Linked DNA regions of Homo sapiens: region 1 is linked to region 2. The links are chromatin contacts, found by Hi-C or POLR2A ChIA-PET in ENCODE. All regions are on one chromosome and are shown on one strand. Each heading gives the region's core, a stretch centred on a gene start or an enhancer-like site at or near the end of the contact. The rest is flanking DNA. Distances are from core to core; before and after follow the strand shown. Region 1 overlaps NTRK3 (neurotrophic receptor tyrosine kinase 3). Region 2 overlaps NTRK3 (neurotrophic receptor tyrosine kinase 3).

Region 1 (3,748 bases), core at 798-3,297, 62 kb before region 2:
CTCTGCCACCATTTTTCCCAATTCCTCTCTGTACTTGTCTGCCTCCTAAACTTCTGGAAGCAGGGGCATCCTGGTATATCCGTCCGCTTTCTTGGCACCTGTGACTGATGGCAGGTGCGCTGGGGAAGGGAGAAAAGCTCTAATGTGTGTGAGGACCTGCTCTGTGCTAGCTGCTGGCCTAGCTCTTGTCAAAACGCTGATCGTCTTTGATGACTCTCTTACTTCACATCTAATCCCAGTCTCTTTGTTCTGACTTCAAACTGTGTCACGAGTCTAACCATTTCCCAGCACCTCCACAAGTACCACCTAGTTCCTGCCACCATCCCTTCTTGCTCCACAGCTGTGAAGGCTGCCCGCAAACGCCACCCCTCCGCCAACACCACATCCACCGACTGGGCTCCCCATGTTCACCTGTTCACCTGTGCTCCCTGCACTCCCATCTCTACCCAGCAGCCAGAGGGGTCCTTTGAGAACACACTGTGAGGCTCCCTCCAGTCCTTCAGACCCACTGGGGTGCCCCATCGCATGCAGCGGAAAGCCAAAGGCCCCACACCTCCTGACCTAAGCCCCTGCCACTTTCCCCCGTGCTCGTCCACTCTGGCCACATCAGCCTTTTTGCTGTTGCCCAGATATAGAAGAACATCTTCCCTTAGGACCTTTGCCCTGTGTCTCCCTCTGCCTGGAGTGTCGCTTCCCCAGGACTCCTTATGGTTCATCCCCTGCTGAGCTTAGGTCCCAGTTCTGAGGTCACAAGGTGGCAGAGGCCTTCACTTACCTCACTTTTCTTTTGTTGTTGTTGTTGTTTTTAACTTTGAGATGGAGTCTCACTCTGTTGCCCAGGCTGGAGTGCAATGGTGCGATCTTGGCTCACTGCAACCTCCACCTCCCGGGTTCAAGTGATTCTCCTGCGTCAGCCTCCTGAGTAGCTGAGATTACAGGCGTGCACCACCATGTCCAGCTAATTTTTGTATTTTTAGTAGAGACAGGGTTTCGCCATGTTGGCCAGGCTGGTCTTTGAACTCCTGACTTCAAGTGATCCTAGGCCTCCCGAAGTGCCGGGATTACAGGCGTGAGCCACCGCACCAGGCCTGACCCCACTTTTCTTTAACCCCACTTTACTATTATCGAAGCACCTGTTGGGACGTGCCATGTGAGGTATGTGCTTCTTCGCCAATAAGGACAAAGCTCCCTGAGAGCAGGGACTTTCTGTATTGCTGTACCTCTACCCCCAGAACATACAATAGGGTGTACATTGCAACAGACCCTGAGCCCATGCTAAGAGGACAGAGCTGAGGAGGTGCCGAGATGTCAAGAGACCCATCTGTTCAAGGACATGATGTATACACCTTATAGATTCAAGCTTCTGTCCAACTCTGAATGTGTTTGTCCTCTATTCTTAGAGGCATGGCCCCTGGGCAGGGGGTTGCTGTCTTTGCTGCCATTCTCAAACCAATGGGAGCTGCTGGCTGGATCCCTGTAGCCCAGGAGGCCTGTGGGGCCTGTTAGGACATGATCCGAGATTTCCTGTGAGATTCTGTCTTTGCAGCCCACACTGCTCTGTCCTCAGTTGGCTGTGTTGTGTGGTTATTGGTGCCAGTGTTTCTAAGTTGTGTGTCTGGGAAGGAGACCCACCTGTTATTTTACAAACAGGGTAAAGTTCCTTGCCTAGAGGCTCAGGCAGGAAACGGGGCCACATCCCAACTCCGTGACAGCTCCAAGTACAGGAGGGAGGTTTTTAGAGTGTTTCACTCAGTCTTCCCACTTGCTGCCTCATCCTTGTCATTATTTATGATTTGTTGAGTACCCCTACTGTGTTCAGCAGGCTAGGAGATATAACGTCGTCGTTGTTCCCCTGCCTGAGGCCTTGGAGTCTAATGTAGCCAGACAAATGACTCAGGCATAAACCACCTTCCCAGGAAGGTGCTTACTTCTCCAAAGTGCCGGGTTTCTCAAGGTTTTGATTTGCACGTGGCTTTCCATTTTTAAACTCCCATGGGGAGGCGTGGAGACAACTCTGGGGTGAGGGCGAGGGTGGGGGAGGCAGGGCTGGGAAGGCAGACTGGAAAATGTTGGCTACGTAAGGGTTTTTGAGAAGAAATGGCATTCCAGGCAGCATTTCTGAGCCATGCAGTTCGTGACTCAAGATAAAACATTGGTCTGGGGTCAAGATGTTGCTGAGAACAGAGAAAGTGAAGGCAAAAACCCAGTGAAGGGAGCAGGAATGGGAGGAAGGGGCCAGAAGCCAGGGGAAAGTTTAGCAACTGAAGGTAGAGCAGAAATATTTATATCCATCCAACTGTCCATTCCTTCATTTATCTGCTTGGAGAAATGCAGTTTCATCCTCAAAAATGTTTTATTTATTTATTTATTTGATGGAGTCTAGCTCTGTCACCCTGGCTGGAGTGCAGTGGCATGATCTCGGCTCGTTGCAACCTCCGCCTCCTAGGTTCAAGCGATTCTCATGCCTCAGCCTCCCGAGTACTGGGACTACAGGCACATGGCACTGCACCCGGCTAATTTTTTGTATTTTTGGTAGAGGTGGGGGTTTCACCATGTTCACCAGGCTGGTCTCAAACTCCTGACCTCAGGTGATCCACCCACCTCGGATTCCCAAAGTGTTGAGATTGCAGGCATGAGCCACTGCACCCAGCCTCAAAAGTGTTTTAAAACCTGTGGTTCCCTGCTTGCTGGATAATGTTAGGCCCCCTTTGTGCTTTCTCTCATAGTACACTGTACTTTTCCTTCATTGCATTCGTCACAGCTTTAAGTGCTTTTTTTTTTTTTTTTTTTACATATGTATACTTACTTGATAAGTCATCAGCTCCCTCCTAATGCTCTGTGAAGACAAGTTCCCTGTCTATTTTCTTCTTGTATCCCCTGTCTGAGAGCAGTTTTTGGCATGTGGTAGGTGTTTACATTGAAATATTATTTGAATAAATGAAACCATCAATGAAGGCAGTGAAAGAAGCCTCATCTGGTGCACTAGGGGATTAGAGGATGATGTAGTGAGGGGTCAGGAGAGGACTTGAAAGAGGAAATCCCACTTAATCTGCTCTGATATGGTTTGGCTGTCTCCCCACCCAAATCTCATCTTGAATTGTGGCTCCTATAATTCCCATATGTTGTGGGAGGGACTCAGTGGGAGGTAACTGAATCATGGGAGTGGGTTTTCCAGTGCTGGTCTTATGATAGTGAATAAGTCTCATGAGATCTGATGGTTTTATAAAGGGCAGTTCCCCTGCACACATCCTCTTACCTGCCACCATGTAAAACATATCTTGCTTCCACCTTAGCCTTCTGCCATAATTGTGAGGCCTCCCCAGCAAAGTGGAACTATGAGTCCATTAAACCTCTTTTTCTTTATAAATTACGCAGTCTCAGGTATGTCTTTATTAGCAGCATGAGAACAGACTAATACATGCTCTGTGATGCTTCCTAAATCTACAACAATAGCACCACCACCATCAAAACCAGTGTCTAGCCTAAGCTGAAAGCTGAGTGTGTGCCAGGCTCTGAGTTTAGTGCTTCACATACATGATCTCATAGAAAGTACGTATGACTATCCTTATTTCGCAGGTGAGGAAACTGAAGCCCAAGGAAGCTGAATAATTTGTCCCCAGGCACATGGTCAGCAAGTAGTAGAATTGGGACTCTCATGTGACACCCCCTGCCCCCACCAAGTGGTGCTCAGGGTCCCTCTACTTTGTGGCCTACAAAACAGTATCTACTGTTGTTGCAAATAACCATC
Region 2 (4,049 bases), core at 1,063-3,562:
TTGCTGGTGATATAGCAACTCTTCGCATTGGATTCTGCTGAGTCGAGCAGCCCTCATGCCACTGGTAATGAAGAAGTGTTGGGATTAAACTCCTAATGGCTCATTGATTGGTTGAATTATGCTCAGTGTAATTCTGAAAATAGATTTTAAATATGTGCTTGGGGATTTGTGGGGATTTGTTACTTAGGAGCTTTAACTAAATCATGGCTGGTTTGACAGAGACATCAACACAGGGAGCCTGTGCCTGGGATGTGATGTTCATCTCTGGGTGACCCCTCTCCCCCTATTCCCCAAAGTCAGGAAAATGTGCTGGGTGGGGTGGCTAGGGGTGGGATGGTCCCCCCTCCCTTCACATATATTCCTTTGTTCAGGTCTTGAGAAGGTCAGCTTGGTTGAACCAACCACTGCAAACCCCTCAATATTGCTAAGGTGAGATGGAGACATCACAGGTTCTGGATTCTCCCTTTTATTTCCTCTGAAGTTAAGAGCAGAAGTTGTCTTCTTTCTAACTCCAAGCTTTCACTTTTCCTGGAGCTGCCACTCTGGGGAAGAACCAAAGGGGAAGCCTTCATGGATGCTTAGCTAATCAGCCTTTTGGCATATTCTGGTGCCGTCTTTTCCTTCTGCATCCTTGTATCCTAGGTCTAAAGGGGGAGCTGTATGAAGGGTTCCTGGTCTTGGGCTGAGCTTCTAACATCCATGCTTCTTTTGGTGAATGCCAAGTTAACTTGGAGACAATAGAAAAGCTAATGAAGGCCCCTCTGTGAGGGAGCAATCATTAGAAAATAATAATCAGAGACCTCCCAGCACACCCCAAATCACTCACCTTATATTTCTTTCCCTCTGGTCTATCAGAAACCTAAAATGCCTCCCATTTTTGGTGCAAGGTAGATCAGAAAGAAACAAGGGATGTTGTAAGTGAGGCTTAATGAGGCAAATTTGAAAGATGCAGTTAGACCATATTTCCATGGGGAATTTGGTCAGGGGCTTTTTTTTTTTTTTTTTTTTTTTTAAGCTTCGTCTCTTCCATTTTAACCTCTGTCTGAAAGGGTATATTCCCCTTCCCTGGGATAATTTATACTCAGCCAGTCTTTATGAAAGAAAAAAAAATATCCCCAGAGAAGGGAGGAAGTAAAAACAAAACCTGGAAGAAAAGAAAAAAAAATGACACTCTCCTCTAATAAAGAAATTACTGACGTTCTACATTATGAACTGTATTAATTTTTAATGGCTGAGAAAGGAGTTGATTTATAATGCATCCTTCCCGGCTGCAAAGCCTGTCCCCAGCTAATAAATAAATGACAGGTCTCTTGTATTAAAAGTATCCATCATCTTACAGTGTTGGAATGTAAATGGTGAGAGGCATTGAATGAGAGGCCCCTGGGAGGGGGTGTGCCCTGCTGTGCCCAGCTGGAGAAGAGCCTGCCATAGCATTCTGCTTAGTTCTGACACAGCTTAGCCCATTCCTTCATCTTGTTTTCAGCAAAGTGATCCAAATAGCTGCAACTCTTACGGTCCAGGAGAAAGTTCATAAGAAAAGGTGATGGGCCATTTAGGAACAATTCATGATGTAAATTTAAATTCCTGGTGTTTAAGCAAAACTGTCCATGGCTTCTCCTTACATATCCTCAGGGCTTCCTCATTGGCTTCCCATGCATCTCTGGGATTATGTGTTCAGTAGTTCATCCTTTGATGGTGGTCACAGCTCTGGTTAGCCTCTCTATGTCTCTTTAGAAAACAGACAGAACACCTAACATTTGTTTCTGGTTTCAAAGTAATATACAATCACTGAAAATATTTTGAGGAAAATCCAGAAAAGTGAAAAGAAGAAAATAAGAATCATCCCTAATGCCACCCCAAGTGATGAATGCATGACATTTTGCCTTATATGCACAGGCTAATAACATACGCAGACATGTACACATCAACATGGACATGTATAGCACACACAAATGAGATCATATTCTGCATACGGTTTCATAATCTGAATTTGTCATCTAGTAGCCTATCATAGACCTTTATTTCACAATGCCACTATTTTTAATGGCTACATAATACGTGGCCAGGCTATATTCACATTGGAGCCGCTGTAGAGCTGGCGATCAGTCAATCAAGATGCATTCCTTCGTTCTTCATTACAGTGCCAACTCCAGAATAAACATAGTGCAGGAGAAAAACTGAGTACAAAGATGATTTTTGCACAGAGCTCCTAATCTTGGAGCAACTACTATGCTGCAGAGTCAATGCAGTGAGGCTGAGAGATGAACAGAGTGGCATCATCCCCGCATGAGGGAGTCCACACTCCAGCTGGGGAGACAGGCCAGGAAACAGTTCTGGAGATATGAGCATAATGAGATGCCTGCCACAGAGACCCTGCAACTAAAGGGCCCAGTGTGCTTAGAGAGCAGTGGCTTGTTTAAATTAGGGGAGCAGAGGCTTGGGTAAAGGCTCCACAGAGGGGAGAGTGTTTGAGCTAGGACGCTGCGGGGAAACTTGGACTGGCAGAGATGGACAGGAAGGGCCTTCCAGGCCACCGTAGCAGTAGCAGGAGGCAGACAGGGGGCAGGGTTTGGTGGGGGCAGGGCTGGAGGTGAGTGACCAGAGAAGGACTCCCTCCCGGGGTGGAGGGAGCAGGTCTTGTTGATGTATTAAATAGCATAGCTTATTGACACAATAATTACGAATTTATTCGTAGAATTTGCACTTACATAGTCCAGGCCTTTGTTTATCACGCTTGTCACTGTTTCTCAGAAGTAGGTGATGACTAGAGGAGTGAAGAAACTATCAACACTGTAATAAAAAAGGTAAAACAAAGTAGCAAGTTATTCTCTCTGAATTTAGGGACAGTTCCAGGCAGACATAGAGAGACCCCTGTTCCAGAAAGAAGAGAAATGAAACACTCACTGAATATACCTTTCAGCACAGGGAACGTTATGTAGAAAATGAGAGCGATCTAGCAGTTGCTGCCAGCAGGCTCCACTCCCTCTGATTTATTTATATTGTCTTCATAGGCTTATAAAAATGGAAGTTTGCCTAGATTTGGAGACTAACATTTCTATCCTTTCACATATGAATTTATTTCTTGATTTGTTGTGCATATTTCTAAACATAGATCGACCAATGACTTTTGCTTTTGGAAAAATAAAAAAGAAAATCTCGGAGCTGGTGAGAAGAGGAATCAGAGACCGTGTTCCTGCAAAGAACCTGCTCCGGTGTTGCCGGAGAGGTAGGCGGGGAAGCATCCAAGAAGCATTTATTCCTTGAGCACCTGAGAGAGCCTGTTTTTTTGGCAGGTGGAAAAGTGGCAGCCCAAGATCAAGTCCTAGCTGGTCTTGGTTTTATCACCAGTTAGTTGCAGTTGCAATATGATCCTCGCTTATATTTTTGCCTTCAAATCTTGGACCCAAAATTATTCCAGCAATAGGAGTTGGCTGAAAGCTAAGTTTTTCCTTTCCTGCTCTTTAATTCTCATTCACTTAACTTCCTTGTAGAACATAGAAGTTTTTTTAATCTGAAAAATATCTCAGAGATCCAGTGAGACTTATCTTTTCGTTTAGTAGATGAGGAAACTGAGGGCCAAACACATAGTTCAATGATATTAAACTGCATAAGGATTTGGAAGAAGGAACAGGTCTAGGACCAATGGCTGTTGTCTCATGTTTCTCACTCCTGAAACTGTAAGTGGAAATGCAATCTTTTCATTTTCCCCAAAGTTGATGTTTTTTGTTTGGGCCATTTAATAAGGAATGTCTGACAAAAGTGAACTGTCTGACTCAGGTGCAGTAATTGCCACAGAAATTGGTTTTGGTGTCTTTGGGGAATTCTGCAGTTGAACCCAGAAGGCATCCTTATCAAGTAGCGTGTTCCAACACTTTTACAAATTCTAAGAGCCTCAGATATCACTGTTTTCCTTTGGAGCGATATTTTGTTATTTTAGTAAACTTTCAAGGGGCACTGCCACTTTGCTGCACTGGCTTCCTAGTGAGATACAGTGTTACTATCTTAAGTCTTTTTTTAAAAAAATTGAGACAGGGTCTCACTGTATCGCC

What was found. A loop is a pair of places that touch in the nucleus more often than their neighbours do. ChIA-PET counts read pairs that join two places held with the same protein, here RNA polymerase II (POLR2A). Pooled maps may share reads with other maps.
Region 1: a map of posterior vena cava shows a loop between it and region 2 (2.9-fold over the local background). The contact joins two enhancer-like sites. A Hi-C loop is called at or near these places in 3 of 168 maps with a recorded cell type or tissue (aorta, posterior vena cava and psoas muscle) and 1 of 50 pooled maps. POLR2A ChIA-PET finds 5 or more read pairs at or near these places in 3 of 52 experiments (GM12878, WTC11 and activated naive CD4-positive, alpha-beta T cell).

The regions. Positions count from the first base shown.
Region 1 is chr15:88,075,715-88,079,462 of GRCh38, reverse strand. The region is part of intron 13 of NTRK3 (neurotrophic receptor tyrosine kinase 3); the gene reads left to right. Among named protein-coding and RNA genes, the nearest start is that of MIR11181, 130 kb to the right of the region's middle. Within about 2 kb of position 2,047, at least 2 of the 41 ENCODE cell types and tissues checked have a DNase peak (open chromatin) inside an H3K27ac peak, as active enhancers do.
Region 2 is chr15:88,013,920-88,017,968 of GRCh38, reverse strand. The region is part of intron 14 of NTRK3 (neurotrophic receptor tyrosine kinase 3); the gene reads left to right. Among named protein-coding and RNA genes, the nearest start is that of MIR11181, 70 kb to the right of the region's middle. Within about 2 kb of position 2,312, at least 5 of the 41 ENCODE cell types and tissues checked have a DNase peak (open chromatin) inside an H3K27ac peak, as active enhancers do.